Linked DNA regions of Homo sapiens: region 2 is linked to region 1. A link is an interaction called in ENCODE POLR2A ChIA-PET data of the cell type or tissue named here. Cell type or tissue: GM12878. All regions are shown on one strand. Each heading gives the region's core, and the rest is flanking DNA. Links, peaks and the distances in the headings are about the cores only.

What was found. ChIA-PET counts read pairs that join two places held together with the same protein. Peaks named below come from ENCODE experiments on the same cell type or tissue, not always from the same donor. Only the 100,000 strongest peaks of a DNase experiment are listed, where the experiment ranks them.
Region 2: POLR2A ChIA-PET joins it to region 1 with 5 read pairs; 1 of 35 experiments calls an interaction of 5 or more read pairs at or near these places.

Annotation. Positions count from the first base shown.
Region 1 is chr17:39,791,556-39,801,042 of GRCh38, reverse strand. IKZF3 (IKAROS family zinc finger 3) reads left to right here. Exons shown (of 8, transcript NM_012481.5): 4 at 8,110-8,370; 5 at 9,460-9,487. Among named protein-coding and RNA genes, the nearest start is that of GRB7, 58 kb to the right of the region's middle. RefSeq lists a silencer at 81-281 and enhancers at 8,063-8,192, 9,290-9,399. In GM12878, for the core only: no CTCF peak of the experiment used is centred there; DNase peaks (open chromatin) are centred at 6,462 and 8,032; H3K4me3 peaks cover 3,369 bases; H3K27ac peaks cover 5,517 bases.
Region 2 is chr17:39,480,731-39,490,217 of GRCh38, reverse strand. The region is part of intron 2 of CDK12 (cyclin dependent kinase 12); the gene reads right to left. LOC124904107 (U6 spliceosomal RNA) reads left to right here and starts at 7,630; the gene lies at 7,630-7,732. In GM12878, for the core only: no CTCF peak of the experiment used is centred there; DNase peaks (open chromatin) are centred at 2,777 and 5,857; H3K4me3 peaks cover 897 bases; H3K27ac peaks cover 2,951 bases.

The DNA.
Region 1 (9,487 bases), core at 1,488-9,487:
CATAGTTTAAGGTGGAAATTCAGAATCTCTTTTTTCCACTGGGAAATTCCTAGTATCAACATGCTCTCCAAGATACCCAAGTTGTCTATTCTGTTTGCCATCTTTGATAGGTTCTTCTCTCCAACTGAGCATTTTATGTGCCTGTAAAAACAAACTGAGGCACAGTTGGCTGAGACTGCTATTGCCCCTGAAGGATTTAGATGTTGGATCCTTTCCAGGACCCATTGTTTTTGCAGTGTCTCAGGTGAAACCAAAAATGTCTGCTCTGGAGTACAAGCCTTTCATGTGATAACCATCACCCCAGGAAATGAAACCATGTGCATCAGCCCCAGTGAGCCAAACCTTTGTTCTCTTCAGCCTACAAAATTCTCTCTGGGGTGTGTGTGTGTGTTCGTGTGTGTCATCTTCCTAAGAGGCCTGAAAACATAGACAAAGATGGGAGCAATTGTACCCTAGAGTAGCTCCTTTAGAAAGTTTAGTTTAATCTAATTTCCTATGGGTTAGATTCAATTTAGACATCTTTTCCCTGCCTCTGGGAATGTATAGCAATTACCTTTATCAGCAATTTGTGGTTTGGTATATTCTTTTCTCCACAAGTTCAGTTATAAAAAAGGTATTCAGGAAGCCTTTAACTTTTTTTATTATAAAATAGATCATATGTACAAAAAGGCAAGTATAATTACATGTATAGATTAAAGAATAATAAGAAAACATCCATACACCCACCACCTGACTTAAGAAATAAACTTTCACCAGTGTCTATGAGGCTTCTTGATAGTCTTCTAAGTGTCAACTTAAGATGTATGTCTAAGAAACCTGATATATATTATAAGAAGATTAGAATTTACAAAACCAAAACATGAGATTATTCATACTATAAAAGGTTTATTCACTTTACAAAAGACTTCAGGATACTATCAGGCAGTTCCCCAAATATATTCAAGTATTTGTTGCCAGGTCTTTAAGATTTTCTGCCTTTATTAAATGAACGGGTGTTGCCAGTCACTGACAACTGAAATCAGGGCAAAATAAACATTTCTGAATGTAGAATGTTAATCAGCGGGACAGTGTTATTGGTTTTGCATGAAACATTTTATGAACACATCAACTACATAAAAGCGGATCTGTAGCAATGTAATTATATCATACTAAATATAAAGCAGAATAAGACGGATGTATGAGAACAAAGAAACATAATTTTTTTTCTAGTTAAGGGTATCAAGGAAGACTTCATGGAAGAAGTGGCATTTAAACTGCATGTGGAAGTTTGAATACACTATTGAAATGGTAGAAGGATATTTTAGGTGTGGGAAAGGCTGGAGAAGAGGCTTGAAGAACTGTGATTAGTCATGTTGCTGCTGTGCTTCTCAGACTTTAATGTGCATAAGAATCCTTGAGGATCTTGTTAAAATGCAAATTCTGGTCCAGTAGGTCTAGGTTGAGGCCTGAGCACCTGTATTTCTAACAAGCTCCCAGGCGGTTGCAGAACTGCTTATCCAAGGACCTCACTTTGCATAGTAAAGTTCTAGTATAGAGAGAAAGGTGATTCAAGAAGACTGAGAAATGAGATGATTAAGTAGTCCTGGGGCAAGTTCTGGACAGGTGCTTGAATACCTCATTAAGGAGTTTGGACTTTATTCTATAAGCAAATGAAATCATTGAAAGTTTTAAATAAGAGTTTCTTTGCTACAGCATGATTATTCTGGCAATAGGATGCAGTATAACAGAGGTCACATGTACCGTGGGCCAGTTAGGAGGCTAATGCAATGATATATTCATACACCAGGAATTTATGGGATGTCTACTTTATGTAGGGCACTGCATCTAACTCGAGGCAGTGGCTCTCAAACTCCATTGTGCATAAGGTTTATCTGGAGAGCATGGTTTTAAATGAACATTTCCAGTCTCCACCCCCAGATTAGTAGATCTATGGTAGGAGCCCCAAATTTTCTATTTTAAAACCACATAACCTCTGGTCTTACAGATACAGGTTAAGCAGTGTCATAGGGAATACTGAGTTAAACACACACACACACACACACACACGCACACACACACACAATCTGTATAGCTTCTGCCCTCAGCTAGTTTACATATTTATTGGGGAGACTAGGGGAGGTGAGTTCATAAGTAACCCAGGAAGAAGGAGCAGGCTATTTTCCAGCTGGGTTGATCAGAGAAGGCATAGTAGCCAGGAGACAGCATATTAGTTTGACCTTTAAAAATGTGTAGGACAGTGGCCAGGCGCAGTGGCTCATGCCTGTAATCCCAGCACTTTGGGAGGCCGAGGCCGGCGGATCACGAGGTCAGGAGATTGAGACCATCCTGGCTAACACAGTGAAACCCTGTCTCTACTAAAAATACAAAAAATTAGCTGGGTATGGTGGTGGGCGCCTGTAGTCCCAGCTACTCAGGAGGCTGAGCCAAGAGAATGGCATGAACCCGGGAGGCAGAAGTTGCAGTGAGCAGAGATCGCACCACTGCACTCCAGCCTGAGAGACAGAGAAAGACTCCGTCTCAAAAAAAAAAAAAAAATACGTAGGATGTGTAGGACTTGGACCTGTGGCCATATTGGGGAAAGATCTTTTAGGCAGTAGAAATAAGACTACTTAGAAGCTCTTTAGTTAAAGATCTAACTAGTCAAAATTAATATGCCAAAGATAGGTTGGGGCCAGATCCCGAAAGGCCTTTTAAATTATTTGTTTCTGAGTTTGGACTTTATTTTGTTGGCAGTGGAAAATATTGAAGAATTTTGACAGGGCTATGACATGACCAGAGGTAGAATTTAGGAAGAGCAATCTTGTAGCAACAAACAAGACGGGCTGGAAAGGAGAAAGAAGGGAGCCAAAGAGAACAGTGCGGGGGCTACAGCAATAAGTAGATCGTGGGAAAGTCATAGGGTCTGAGAATTAGGTAATGGGCATGCAAAATACAGGAGTGGAGAAACAGATTAGAGATTGGATACACAGATAGAACCACTGAATGATTGAATGTGGGGCCCAATCAGGAGAAAGGAAAGATGACTCTAAGGATTCTAGCCTGAGTAACTGGGAAGATACCTAGGAAGCCTTCAGAAATAGAGGACTAAAGAAAGGGAGAGAGGTTACACCTGGAGTTATATATATGGAAATTAATCATATAAGATGTTAGTCGAAGCCTTAAGAATGAATGAAATTGCCATACAAGAGGGGTGTAGAGGGAAGAAAAAAGAAGGTTAAGGACAGTATTTAGGATGCAGAGGGAAGAAAAGGGGCAAGAAGGAAGCAATCAGAAAGGCAAGGAAAGAAGGTACATTTTCATTGAAGAAATAGGAGTGCAGGGGCCGGGCACGGTGGCTCATGCCTGTAATCCCAACACTTTGGGAGGCCAAGACAGGTGGATCACCTGAAGTCAGGAGTTCGAGACCAGCCTGGCCAACATGGTAAAACCCTGTCTCTACTAAAAATACAGAAATTAGCCAGGTGTGGTGGCACGTGCCTATAGTCCCAGCTACTCGGGAGGCTGAGGCAGGAGAATCGCTTGGACCTGGGAAGCAGAGGTTGCAGTGAGCCGAGATCGCACCACTGTACTCTAGCCTGGGCAACAGAGTGAGACTCTGTCTCAAAAAAAAAAAAAAAGAAAGAAAGAAAAGACATAGGAGTGCAGAAGAACAAGGAATGGTGAGTGGTCAGTAGTGTTGAGGATTACAAAGAAGTTGGAGAGAGTGGCATACAAAAAGGCTCTGAATCTAGGAATCAGGAGATTATGGTTGGTGATATTCAAGGGAGCAGATTAAGTGAATTGTGGAGGCGGAAGCCATATTACAGAGAATTCTGAGTCCTTTTTGAGGCTGTAGAGGCAGTAAGCATAGCTTACCTATGTCTTTTTTTTTTTTTCTTGAGACGGAGTCTCACTTTGTCACCCAAGCTGGAGTGCAGTGGTGGGATCTCAGCTCACTGCAACCTCCACTTCCCAGGTTCAAGCGATTCTCCTGCCTCAGCCTCTTGAGTAGCTGGGACTATAGGCGCACACCACCACGCCTGGCTAATTTTTTTGTATTTTTAGTAGAGATGGGGTTTCACCATGTTAGTCAGGATGGTCTCGATCTCCTGACCTCATGATCCACCCGCCTCGGCCTCCCAAAGTGCTGGAATTACAGGTGTGAGCCACCGCTCCTGGACCACCTGTGTCTTAAATCTGTCTAGAAAGGAATGTTGAGGCCGAGCGCAGTGGCTCACTCCTGTAATCCCAGCAGTTTGGGAGGCCGAGGTGGGTGGATCACGAGGTCAGGAGTTCAAGACCAGCCTGGCCAAGATGGTGAAACCCCGTCTCTACTAAAAAAAAAAAATTAAAAAAATAGCCAGGTGTGGTGGTGGGCACCTGTAATCCCAGCTACTCAGGAGGCTGAGGCAGGAGAATCGCTTGAACCAGGGAGGCAGAGGTTGCAGTGAGCCGAGATCACACCACTGCTCTCCAGCCTGGGCAACAGAGTGAGACTCTGACTCAAAAAAAAAAAAAAAAGAAAGGAATGTTGAGAGAGGATGAATTTAGGTATGATGTGATGAAAGGTGAAACCAAATTGCAAAAGGAAAGGAAAAGAGGAGTTGGCACCTAGAGAGCCTGAAGACATAGAGTTGATAGATCTTGGAGACTGACTTGATGTAGAAATTGAAAGAGAAAAGGTTCCACAGTTTGATGGCTTGGAGACTGGAAGAAGGGTGATGCCATTTGTCAACATAAATAAGTCATAAATTAGAAGCAAGTTTGGGTTCAAAGATGACAAGTTTGATTTTAGACATGTTCATTAGTATTTTCTAATAGAATTTTTCTAAGTAGAACACCCCTTTTCTCTGCTTCAATAAGTCTTCCAGGGAATGGGATGAATCTCTTCATTAGAGCAGGCTAATGCCTTTCCTGGTTTTGGTGGACTGTGTTTGGAGGCTGAGTACTAAGCCTAATATCTCTCAGGAATCTCATTCATACCTTAAATTCTAATTTATTTTATTTTATTTTATCTTTTTTGAGATGGCGTCTCGCTCTGTCGCCCAGGCTGGAGTGCAGTGGTACGATCTCGGGTCACTGCAACCTCCACCTCCCAGGTTGAAGCGATTATCCTGCCTCAGCCTCCCCAGTAGCTGGGAGCCACCATGCCCAGCTAATTTTCTATATTTTTAGTGGAGACGGGGTTTTGCTATGTTGACCAGGCTGGTCTCAAACTCCTGACCTCAAGTGATCCACCTGCCTTGGCCTCCCAAAGTGCTGAGATTACAGGCATGAGCCACTATGCCCAGCCAGCAATTTATTATGGCTTACCTTGAGAAGGTAACAGAGTTGAATATTAGAATAAATTAGAATCTGGTTGGACACGGTGGCTCAGGCCTGTAATCCCAGCACTTTGGGAGGCCAAGGAGGGTGGATCACTTGAGGTCAGGAGTTCGAGACCAGCCTGGCCAACATGGCGAAACCCCGTCTTTACTAAAAACACAAAAATCAGCCAGGCATTGTGGTGCATGCCTGTAATCCCAGCTACTCGGGAGGCTGAGGCAGGAGAATCACTTGAACCTGGGAAGCAGAGGTGGCAGTGAGCTGATCGTGCCACTACACTCCAGGCTGGGCAACAGAGCAAGACTATGTCTCAAAAAATAAAATAGAATAAAATAAAAATAAGTTGCTAATCCCCAGTAACCATGCAGAGAGGTCATCCAGGTCATTCATCTAAAACTGGTAAGACTCCAAAGGCAAACCAGCAACTATGTAAGCCCAAAGGACTTCTCTAATGCCCTGTCCCTGTGTCCTTATGTCCCTGGGTCTCAAATACTGTCTTCCTTGCTCTATAGCTGACTCCTAAAGGACTAAAGCTAAGATCTGCTCTTGAGCCAGGATGGTGTCGTATTGAATTCCAGGTCAGGCCAACTAAAGCCAAAATCCTGAGGGAAAGGAGCAGCTCTCTTATGTCCTCTGTTTTCAGAAAGACTCAACACATTGATCTTACTACATTTTAAAGTTCAGTGACCATGGAGTGGCCTGAGTCTGGTCATGTTCACATTTTCTAACCAAAATGGAAAGGATCCTTTTCTGCTGGCCTTTTCTATCTGCTGTTTTTGGTTTTAAGTAGCTGAAATTTTCCGTTGAGGTTCTTTTAAACGCCTACATGCAAACTGAAGAGCACTCAAGCTTTGGTGGGATATTACCCACAGCTGGAGTGATGGAGGAAGGGAGGCAAGTACAAGCCTCAGGTGCATCCTTCTCTTAAAAAAATAAAAAATAAACACTTAAGCAAACAAATTCCACTTGAAAGCAGGGAAGACCTATCCAGAGAAAGAAGTAAACCTCTTTCCAAGTAGGAAACAGATATCATTTCTTATATAATCCAGATCCATAGGGTGGGCAAATTTGAAACATGTTGGACTTATCCTACAGCCCTACATCTTTGCTAGTCAAAGAGTGAAAAGTTGTGAACCATGAACTGTGGTAGGAAGCAGTGGAACTGTGTGGCAGCCCTGGCTCCTCTGATGGTGGTTAGGCCCTGTCTTGCTCTATTAAGCAAACACAGTTAATATAGATGAAAGGTAACCTTGATAGAAGTGAAAATTGAAACTTGGGTTGAAGGTAGCAAGCCAGGCACAGCTGCAGTTGTACTTCCTCCTATGCAGCAAGAGGAGCAACACTTACTGATGTTTTTTGGAAGGGATGTAGTTTTTTAAAATATCTTTTTTCAGACTGTTTTGGGTTTTAACATTTACACCATTGATGGGAGGGTGTGTAATACAGTTGGTAAGAACCCACTTAGGCCTTATATGTCTAGTGCATGAGGTCAAATCCAAGTAATTGATAGTTCAAGCTTAAGTTTTGCATTCTAATCACACCTCTGCCAGTAACTGGATGTGTAACCTTCGACAAATGACCAAAAACATCTCTGCTCCCAGATTTCCTCATCTGAGAAACAAGAGGGTTGGATTAGATGACCTTTAAATTCCCTTCCAGCCCTACACTCCATTGATTTGTGATTCCTCATGGGGAGGTACAACTTTTGATTTCTAAGGACCAATGGTTGAAAAAGTAAGCATTTATATAGCATATTTTATATATGCAAAATCCCTTACAAATGTTTATTATTCTTACATCAGGCAAATTTTTAGGTTTTACTAGTGTCAGTGCAAGTACATAAATTTGCCTTCTTTGTTTCTTATGTTCTTCATATTTTTCCCACGTTCTTCATATGTTCTTATGCTCTTCATGAAGAGTATTACAGCTCTTCTTTTAAATTTCATTCATTTACATTGCAGTTCTTAAGATAGTACTTGGTCAGCCAACTCACTTGAGCCAGTCCCTCCTCTCCTATCCAGTCCTATTACACAATCCTTGAGTCCTTGAGTTTAGTTCTCCCTAACTTGGGACCTAATGGTCCTTCCCCTTATTTAGATTGAGCCCCACTTACCTGTGTCGATGAAAGTGACTCCTTAGGTTATATGAAAGAATTACTTTTCCTTTTGTCTTTCTCAACACTTTTTCATTAGTACTGACAACTTCCTCTACAGTCAATGTTGTGCCTTTATCAGCTCCAAGAGAGACAGAGATAAGATGTGTTTTAGCAATTCATATACGTGGAAGGGGAAGAGGCAATGCATGGCTTAAAATTAGAAAAACTATGTTAACTAGTCAACTCTTAATCTTAATGGCTTACACTGGATGCATCTGAAGGATTCAAACAATATTTTCTCCTTGAAACCTAAGAGTACATCACCTTGCCTTTTTAACTGCAGCCACCAAAAACAGTACTAGATCTGAGAACCCTTCCTCTCCCCTAGTACTGGAGAAGAGTTGCTCAATGTTTGTTTCATGGCCACTTTGAGCAAACTTAGCTAAAATCTATTATCTGTAATTTTCTGGATAGCCTAAAACACTATCGTCTATTTTTATGTGTGTAAGTATGTGTGTTTTCCTCTGACTGTGGTTCTGAATTTAAATAACGTGCGGTCACGCTAATGGTGCTTTCTTGTTTTGTAGATGTACAGTGTTTTGTTAGCTTCGATTGGTATTTAATTGTCAGTTGTGGGTCTCTGCTGTTTGAGCTGCTTTGATAGCTTCAAGTATAGTCGTTGTTCATTTCTTGCATTTTCTTCCCTGCAGATGATTCAATGAAAGTGAAAGATGAATACAGTGAAAGAGATGAGAATGTTTTAAAGTCAGAACCCATGGGAAATGCAGAAGAGCCTGAAATCCCTTACAGCTATTCAAGAGAATATAATGAATATGAAAACATTAAGTTGGAGAGACATGTTGTCTCATTCGATAGTAGCAGGCCAACCAGTGGAAAGATGAACTGCGATGTGTGTGGATTATCCTGCATCAGCTTCAATGTCTTAATGGTTCATAAGCGAAGCCATACTGGTAAATAGTCTGCTTTTTTCATTCTTCTGAAAACTCTCCTAATGCAGCCACGTGAGAAATGAAGTGGTGGAATTTGGAACTTTTGGTTACTTTCATTGATTTTTGCTATAATGCTGATGTATCTCTCTCTCTGCATTGCTGTTCACTCAGTGCTTTTTATTCCTGCCTCACCATGCATTTGGCAAACATATTGCAAATGCTATGAATAAAAAAAGACTGTAGAGAGCACAGTGTTCTAGGTCAGCCAAATACTTTTTCTTCAGTTTCTAAGTAGGAGTTGAATTGTGTGATTTGCTTCTTAGCCATCTTTTGTATATTTTTGCATAACATTTTTAATAAGAGCAGATCTTCTTATTGTATTGGGTTCAAATTTGGTAAATGAAAGGACATAGTTTTTATTTCCAGCTTAAAATAATGTATCTTCAGACAATAAACAGGTAGTCTATAGAAATGCATACAAACACAACCATCGCACTTGAGCCAGTCGATTCCATCCCATATCTCATATGAAGACTTTAAAAAGGAGAATTTCTAGCCCTCAACACCTTGTAAGGACTTTAGTTTCTGGCTCTTTTTTCAAAGGAGATTATATTCAAAAGGAATACTAAAAAATTAGCCAGGCATAATGGCAAACACTGGTAGTCCCAGCTATTCTGAAGGCTGAGGTGACAGGCTCACTTGAACCCAGGAGGTCAAGGTTTCAGTGAGCCATGATGGGACCATTGCACTCCAGCCTGAGCAACAGAGCAAGAAGACCCTGTCTAAAAAAAAAAAAAAAAAAAAAAGGGAGTACCAAGTAATATAGTAATATAAAAACTTAGATCTAGAAAGCACTTCTAGAGCTGCTCTTGTTTCTTTGCTCTGATTCAATATGATACCTAAAATAGCCTTGCTAGTGGGTGCTTTTTCTCTTCTACAGAGGAGATTTCATAAGTAAGTCTTAGGCTTGCCTTGAAATGCAGCTCCCAACTGATCCCAATGTGAACAGTAATTGTCTAAAAGATGAGCTTTTCCCCTAGGCATCTAATCTGTGCATATGTTTCTCCACTTGCCTGTGACCAGAAATCTCCTTTTTTGTCCTTTTTAAAGGTGAACGCCCATTCCAGTGTAATCAGTG
Region 2 (9,487 bases), core at 875-8,874, 310 kb after region 1:
TTTTTGTATTTTTAGTAGAGATGGGGTTTCACCATGTTTGCCAGGCTGGTCTTGAACTCCTGGTCTCAAATGATCCACGTGCCTCGGCCTCCCAAAATGCTGGGATTACAGGCGTGAGCCACCATGCCTGGCTGAGATAAATTTTATAAATAGAAATCTATAGTATATTTTAAAAACAATGAAATATTTGTGATATTACTTGCAGTTCCCTTTATCAAACTCTTAATATATCGTTCCTAAGATTTTATTTGGAGTTTTATTGAGATGAAATAAAATTCACCTGGGCATGGTGGCTCACCCCTGTGATCCCAGCACTTTGGGAGGCTGAGGCAAGAGGATTGCTTGAGGCCAGGAGTTTGAGACCACCCTGGAAAACACAGTGAGACTCCATCACTACAAAAAATTAAAAAAAAAAAAAAAAAATTAGGCCAGGCACGGTGGCTCAAGCCTGTAATCCCAGCACTTTGGGAGGCTGAGGCGGGCAGATCACGAGATCAAAAGTTCGAGACCAGCCTGGCCAACATAGGGAAACCCCATCTCTACTAAAACTACAAAAAATTAGCCGGGCATGGTAGCAGCTGCCTGTAATCCCAGCTACTCAGGAGGCTGAGGCAGGAGAATTGCTTGAATCGTTCCAGTGAGCCAAGATCGTGCCACTGCACTCCAGCCCAGGCAACAGTATGAAACTCCGTCTCAAAAAAAAAAAAAAAATTAGAACAGGCACAGTACTCATGCCTGTAATCCCAGCACTTTGGGAGGCTGAGGTGGGCAGATCACTTGAGGTCAAGAGTTGAAGATCAGCCTGGCCAGCCTGGTGAAACCCTGTCTCTACTAAAAATATAGAAACTGGCCAGGCACGGTGGCTCACGCCTGTAATCTTAGCACTTTGGGAGGCCAAGGTGGGCAGACTGCCTGAACTCAGGAGTTCGAGACCAGCCTGGGCAATACAGTGAAACCCCATCTCTATTAAAATACAAAATTTAGCTGGGTGCACCTGTACTCCCAGCTACTCAGGAGGCTGAGGCAGGAGAACTGCTTGAACCCCAGGGGTGGAGGTTGCAGTGAGCTGAGATCGCGCCACTGCACTCCAGCCGGAGAGACAGAGTGAGACTCCATCTCGAAAAAAAAAAAAAAAAAATTAACTGGGTGTGGTGGTGTAATTCCAGCTACTCGAGAGGCTGAGGCAGGAGAATTGCTTGAGCCTAGGAGGAGGAGGTTGCAGTGAGCTGAGATCGCACGACTGCACTCCAGCCTGGGTGACAAGACTCTGTCTCAAAAATAATTAGCTGGACATGGTGGTATAAGTGTGTGTTTCCAGCTACTTGGGGGCAGATGGCAACCGGCAGTCCTGGGGTGGGAGCATCATTTGAGCCCAGGAAGTCAAAGCTACAGTGAGCCATCACCATGCCATTGCACTCCACCCTGGGCAACAAAGGGCAGCTCTGTCTCGAAAAATAAAAAATTTAAAAATAGAAATAAAATGCAGGAAGTAATTTTCTTAAATTCACAAAGTATCACTGCAACTCGTGGAGTTCATCGAATTTACTCTACATTTTAGCAAAGATTTAACAAACAAGAAGAGCTCAACAATTTAATACTACTCTATCGCTAAAGAGGTGCAAAAATCTTGGAAAAAAGAAATAGTATTTTAGAATGCTTTCCCTGTAAAAAATATAAATTGCCGAAGATATTTACAAAAAAATAGAAATATAGCTAAGTTGTAAGTCAAAACTAATAAAAAATATACTGAATCATTCCGTTCACTTCAAAGCAGAAGGCAAACCTGACCAGCCAAAATAGACAATCATCAAACTAAAAATCTAAAGAAAAAGGGTCCAAGCAACTATTTCAGAATTATTAAGGCACCTGGTGGCAGAAGCCTCTCCCAGTAATCAGTAAATTATAGTAGTCAGTGGGGTTTTGTAGAAAGATAGGTTTCCAGGAATAGATCAGAAAAGTCAGTTTTCAATCTTTTTTTTTTTTTGAGACAGGGACTCACTTTGTTGCCCAGGCTGGAATGCAATGACACAATCATGGCTCACTGCAGCCTCAATTTCCCGGGCTCAAGCAACACTTTCACCTTAGCCTCCTAAGAAGCTGGGACCACGGCACACACCAACACACCCAGCTAATTCTTGAAATTTTTTGTAGAGACAAGGTCTTGCCATATTGCCCAGGCTAGTCACAAAATCCTGGACCTCCCCAAGTGATGCTCTTGCCTCGCCTCCTACCACGTATGGCCCAGATACAATTTTTTGCCTATCTCAATTTATTAATAAGTGGTAGAGAAATTTTGTGCCAAGAGCCAGGTGTGGTGGCTCATGCCCGTAATACCAACACTTTGGGAGGCCAAGGCAGGCGGATCAGTTGAGCCCAGGAGTTCAAGACCAACCTGGCCAACATGGTGAAACCTCATCTCTATTAAATAAAGATACAAAAATTAGCTGGGCATGGTGGCATGTGCCTGTAGTTCCAGCTACTTGTGAGGCATGAGAATTGCTTGAACTGGGGAGGTCAAGGTTGCAGTAAGCCGAGATCGTGCCACTGCACTCCAGCCTGGGTGACAGGGCAAGACTTTATCTCAAAAAAAAAAAAAAAAAAAAAAAAAAATTGTGTCATGCACATCCTCAGAAAAAATAAGACATCTATAGTACAACAGACTAACTCATGTCTACAAATAAAATCAGGCCAGATAGGTCTTCTCTATTCCTTCACAGTATCAGATGGTTGAAAAAGATCTGAGAACCTTAACCACAGGCAATCTTCTCTATTTTTATGACAGGTAGTTATAAAGGAAAATATTGGTGCTTTGCATGAATATTTCCTAGACCACAAAGATCTATCTCTTGCAATGTATCTTTTTAAAGAATACTGTTAACCCTTGTGTGTGAATTTTCCATAAAAGAATGTCATTTACTCAAAATATAAGAACATAAATCTCAACAGCTATTGACTCCTGCCAATTTTTATCGTTTTAATCCCTTGTAAATCAGACAGAACAATACAATATAGGTTAGTTTGTACCACATCAACCAGAACTGGGATAGTCAGTGGAGTAGATAATGATCATCTGAAACTTTCTGTTGAAATACTGGGAGAGATGAACATGCAACATTATTATAATCTGCACTCAGATTTTTCCATCCTAGAAACAAAACTTATTATCAGAAAACTCTTTGAGTCACAATGTAATATAGATTCTTTTTTTTTGAGACGGAGTCTCCCTCTATTGCCCAGGTTGGAGTACAGTGGTGCAATCTTGGCTCACTGCAACCTCTGCCTCCTGGGTTCAAGTGATTCTGCTACCTCAGCCTCCCAAGTAGCTGGGACTACAGGCGTGTGCCACTACGCCCGGCTAGTTTTTTGTATTTTTAGTAGAGATGGGGTTTCACCATATTGGCCAGGCTGGACTCGAACTCCTGACCTCATGATCTGCCCACCTCAGCCTCCCAAAGTGCTGGGATTACAGACATGAGCCACCGCACCCCACCAACATAGATTTTTTAAATTATTCTAATTTTTAAGATGTTCAGCGAAAAAAAACTTGTAATTTCTCAACCACTGTCGGAATATTCTTTACAAATCTCAATTCCTCATTATTCAAAACAGATTTCTTCTTGGTTTGGCTTCACTAGAAGAACAAGAAAAATCAGGCTGAGCATGGTGACTCATGCCTGTAATCCCACTACTTTGGGAGCCAAGGCAGGAAGATTGCTTGAGCCCAGGAGTTCAAGACCAGCCTGAGCAACATAGTGAGACCTTATCTCTAAAAAAAATAAACAAAGTTAGCTGGGAGTGGTGGCATGCACTTCTGGTCCCAGCTACTATCGAGGCTGAAGCGAGAGGATCACTTGAGCCAGGGAAGGAGGCCAAGGTTGCAGTGAGCCATGATTGTGCCACTGCACTCCAGTCTAAGTGACAGAGCAAGATTCTGTTTCACAGAAAAAAAAAAAAAAAAAAAAAAGAGGCAGGGTGCAGTGGCTCATGTCTGTAATCCCAGCACTTTGGGAGGCCAAGCGGGCGGATCACCTGAAGTCAGGAGTTCAAGACCAGCCTAGCCAACATGGTGAAACCGCATCTCTACTAAAAGTACAAAAATTAGCTGGGCATGGTGGTGCACTCCCAAAATCCCAGCTACTTGGGAACCTGAGGAAGGAGAATCGCTTCAACCCAGGAGGCAGAGGTTGCAGTGAGCCAAGATCACCCCACTGCACTCCAGCCTGGGCGACAGAGCAAGACTCTGTCTCAAAAAAAAAAAAAGAAAAAGAAAAAAGAAAAATTAAGGTATTTTAATTGTGTCATCATCATTTCAAATAAATTCAGTCTATGGTTTTTTGTCTGTTTGGAGACAGGATCTTGCTGTGTCACCCAAGCTGGACTGTAGTGGTGCAATCATAGCTGACTGCAGCCTCGAGGCTCAAGTGATCTACCCACTACAACATTCCAAGCAGCTGAGACTACAGGTGCATACCACCACAGCTGCTTTTTTTTTTTTTAAGAGACAGGGGCCAGGCACAGTGGCTCATGCCTATAATCCCAGCACTTTAGGGGGCCGAGGCCGGGGATCATGAGGTCAGGAGATCAAGACCATCCTGGCAAACATTGTGAAACCCTGTCTCTACCAAAATACAAAAAAAATTAGCCAGGCGTGGTGGCACCCGCCTGTTAGTCCCAGCTACTCAGGAGGCTGAGGCAGGGGAATCACCTGAACCCGGGAGGTGGAGATTAGTGAGCTGAGATTGAGCCACTGCACTCCAGCCTGGCGACAGAGTGAGACTCTGTTTCCCAAAAAAAAAAAAAAAAAAAAAAGGGGGGGGATGCCTAAGCTCTGGTCTCAAACTCCCACCTGAAGCAATCCTCCAGCTTGGCCTCCTAAAGTGCTGGGATCACAGGCATCAGCCACCATGCCCAGCCAATCTGTGTTTCATATTTTTGTTTTCTCCAATGTTTACTTTATGAGCTCAAATAAAGTACTAATACAGATTAGGTACTCTCTTATCCACAATGCCTCAAACCAGAGTGTCTGAACTTTTTTTTTTTTTTTTTTTGAGACAGAGTCTCGCCCTGTCGCCCAGGCTGGACTGCAGTGGCGCGATCTCAGCTCACTGCAAGCTCCGCCTCCTGGGTTCACGCCATTCTCCTGCCTCAGCCTCCCGAGTAGCTGGGACCACAGGCACCCACCATCACGCCTGGCTAATTTTTTGTATTTTTAGTAGAGACGGGGTTTCACCATGTTAGCCAGGATGGTCTCGATCTCCTGACCTCGTGATCCGCCCGCCTCGGCCTCCCAAAGTTCTGGGATTACAGGCGTGAGCCACCGCACCCGGCCTGAGTGTTTCAAATTTTTAAAATTTTTAGATTTTGGATTATTTGCATTATACTGGATGAGCATATTCAATGCAAAAATCTGAATACTGAAATGCTCCAATGAGCATTTCCTTTGAGTATCATGTCAGCGCTAAAAATGTTCCTGATTTTGGAGGATTTCTAGATTTTTGGATTAGGGATATTGAACATGTATGAAAAATGTATACTGCTTCTAAAATATTACATTTTTAGCATGTTTATTTCAAGACAGAATGAGTATTTGATAGGTTATGTCCTACCAGTTCAGGATATACAATTTGAATAGAGGTCAAATCCTGTTTCAGTAAATTCCAATGTACTAAAAACCTTGAAAATTTAATGACAGCCTCAAAACTACAATGCTTAACATTATCACCTTTAGCATAGGACACTCAGTATTATAAAGGGTTGCGGACATGTGGTACATGCAAAGTGAGTCTATCATAGGGGAGCAGATACTATACATCACAGTCATTACTTGAAAAGTCACTACCAGGAAGCGCTGATGTACCCTAACTATATCAGTATTTCCTAGTTCCCCATTTATACCTATACACAAATTCACATGTGGTAATTAGGTTTCATAATACATGTGTAATTTAAAAACCTACCAAGCTCTAGGACTGCCAAACTTTTAGAATATGAATAGTATTTTGGAATCTGAACTGAATCTGTGGGTGTAATGGAAACACTTCTAATAAAAATACTGTTAATAAAAAAAGAATATAGACCAGGAATGGTGACTACGGCCTGTAGTCCCAGCTCTTTGGAATGCCGAGGTAGGCATATCACTTAAGGCCAGGAGTTTGAGACCAGCATGGCCAACATGGTGAAACCCTGTCTCTTCTAAAAATACAAAAACTTAGCCAAGTGTGGTAGCTCATGCCTGTAATCCCAGCCACTTGGGAAGTTGAGGCATGAGAATCACTTGAACCTGGAGGCAGCAGTTGCAGTGAGCCAAGATCATGCCACTGCACTCCAGCCTGGGCAACAGAGCAAGATCCTGTCTCAAACAAAAAAAAAAGAAAAAATATAAAATTTATAAATATTTACGCCAGGGGTGGTGGCTCACGCCTGTACTCTCAGCACTTTGGGAGGCCAAGGTAGGCGGATCATGAGAGTAAGAATCCGCCTCAAAAAATAAATAAATAAATAAATAAATAAATAAATAAATAAATAAATTGTAACTGTTTAAAAAACACTAAATTTTTCAATGAGATAATTTGCCCATTTTAACAGCGTAAACTACTTTAAATATAATCCTTTATCTCCTTCCCCTTGAAGTTGGTTGTTTAAAACATGATTTCAGACCAGGCACGGTGGCTCATGCCTGTAATCCTAGCACTTTAGAAGGCCAAGGAAGGTGTATTCCTTGTGTCTAGGAGTTCTACTACCCTGGACAACACAGTCAAACTCCATCTCTACAAAAAAGTACAAAAATTAGCCAGGCATGATGGCACGTGCCTGTAGTCCAAGCTACTTGAGAGGCTGAGGTGGAAAGATCGCTCCAGCCTAGCAGGTAGAGGATACTGTGAGCTGTGCACAGGCCACTGAACTCCAGCATGGGCGACAAAGGGAAAACTTGTCTCTTAAAAAAAAAAAAGAAAAGAAACAGTGATTTCACCACTATTTACAAACTTTTATCAAAAATTTAGTTGAGCCAGGGCGAGGTGGCTCACGCCTGTAATGCCAGCACTTTGGGAGGCCAAGGCGGGTGGATCACTTGAGGACAGGAGTTCGAGACCAGCCTGACCAACATGGTGAAACCCCGTCTCTACGAAAAATACAAAAATTAGCCAGGCGTGGTGGCACAAGCCTGTAACCCCAGCTATTCAGGAGACTGAGGCAGCAGAATCACTTAAATCCAGGAGGCGAAGGTTGCAGTGAGCCGAGATCATGCCACTGTACTCCAGCCTAGAGGACAGAGTGAGACTCCGTTTCAAAAAAAAAAAAAAAAAAAAATTTAGTTGAGGCAGGCATAGTGGCTCTCACCTGTAATCCCAGCACTTTGAAAGGCTGAGGCAGGTGGATTGTTTGAGGCCAGGAGTTAGATAACAGCCTAGCCAATATGGCATAACCCCTCTCTACTAAAAATACAAAGATCAGCCAAGCATGGTGGCACATGCCTGTAATCCCAGCTGCTTGGGAGGCTAAGGCACAAGAATTGTTTGAACCTGGGAGGCGTAGGTTGCAGTGAGCTGAGTTCATACCACAGCACTCCAGCCTGGGTGACAGAGAGACACTCTGCCTCAAAAAAAAAAAAAAAAAAAAATGTAGTTGATTGTTCACTTTGGCAGCACATACACTAAAACCGTAACAATACAGAAAAGATTATCATGGCCCCTGCACAAAGATGACACAAATTCGTGAAGTGTTCCCTAAAAAAAAAAGTTTAGTTAAGTACATAAAAAATGGAAACCAAGCATCCCATTCTACTAGGAAAATCCTGGTTCATTTGGAGTTTACTGAACTTATAGAGATACAGCCTTTAAAAATAATGTAGACTCCCCTGAAGTTCAGTACGCTCCAAATGAACAAGGCTATTAGAAAAACAGAGCAAGGCCAGGTGCGGTAGCTCAGGCCTGTAATCCTAGCACTCTGAGAGGCCGAGGCGGGTGGATCACCTGAGGTCAGGAGTTCAAGACCACCTTGGCCAAAATGGTGAAACCCCATCTCTATTAAAAACACAAAATTAGCAGGGTGTGGTGGCACACGCCTGTAATCCAGCTACTCAGGAGGCTGAGGCAGGAGAATTGGTTGAACCCAGGAGGTGGAGGTTGCAGTGAGTGGAGATCACAACACTGCACTCCAGCCTGGGCTAAAAAAAGCGAAACTCTGTTAAAAAAAAAAAAAAAAGGCAAGCCAGGCTCATGCCTGTAATCCCAGCACTTTGGGAGGCCGAGGCGGGCAGATCACAAGGTCAGGAGTTTGAGACCAGCCTGGCCAACCTGGTGAAACCCCATCTCTACTAAGGATACAAAAAATTAGCCAGGCATGGTGGCGCTTGCCTGTAATCCCAGCTACTTGGGAGGGTGAGGCAGGAGAATCACTTCAACCCGGGAGGCGGAGGTTGCAGTGTGCCGAGATAGTGCCATCGCAGTCCAGCCTGGGCAACAGGATGAGACTTTGTCAAAAAAAAAAAAGAAAAAAGAAAAGAGAAAGAGAGAGAGAGAGAGAGAGAGAGAGAGAGAGAGAGAGAGAGAGAGAGAGAGAGAGAGAGAGAGAGAGAGAGAGAGAGCGCGCGAGCGAGCAAGCACATAAGTGCTGGGCGCAGTGGCTCACACGTGTAATTCCAGCACTTTGGAAGACCAAGGTGGGCAGACTGCTTGAGCTCAGGAGTTCGAGACCAGCCTGTGCAACATGGCAAAACTTGGTCTCTACCAAAAATGTAAAAAAAAAAACAGCCGGGCATGGCTTGTGATTGTAGTCCCAGCTACTCAGGAGGCTGAGGCCAGGAGGTGGAGATTGCAGTGAGGCAAGATCACGCCAGTGTACCCCAGCCTGGGTGACAGTGAGATTCTGCCACAAAAAAAAAAAAAAAAGAGAAAGAAGAAAAGAAGACTTTAAAAATTCTATATGGTTAACTGAAATTTCTTTTTTTTTTTTCTTTTTTTTTTTGAGACGGAGTTTCGCTCTTGTTGCCCAGGCTGGAGTGCAATGGCGTGATCTCGGCTCACCGCAACCTCCGCCCCCCGAGTTCAAGGGATTCTCCTGCCTCAGCCTCCCAAGCAGCTGGGATTACAGGCATGGGCCACCAAACCCTGCTTATTTTGTACTTTTAGTAGAGACGGGGTTTCTCCATGTTGGCCAGGCTGGTCTCCAACTCCCGACCTCAGGTGATCCGCCGGCCTCGGCCTCCCAAAGTGCTGGGATTACAGGCGTGATCCACCACTCCCGGCTGGTTAACTGAAATTTCTAAGAAAAGTATACAGATGATCTACTTAAGGCAGAAATATATCCATTAATAGCTATGGTCATGTAGATTGTACTATGTTGGACGTGGGCTGCCTTGCTTCTTGAAATCAAGAATTATAGACCACAAATGAGAAAGGCTTTTGAAATACCATTAGCTGAATTCACTCTTGCATTTGATACCTGAGCTAGTACACTCCTATTCAAAATACATGTTTGAAAGAAAAGA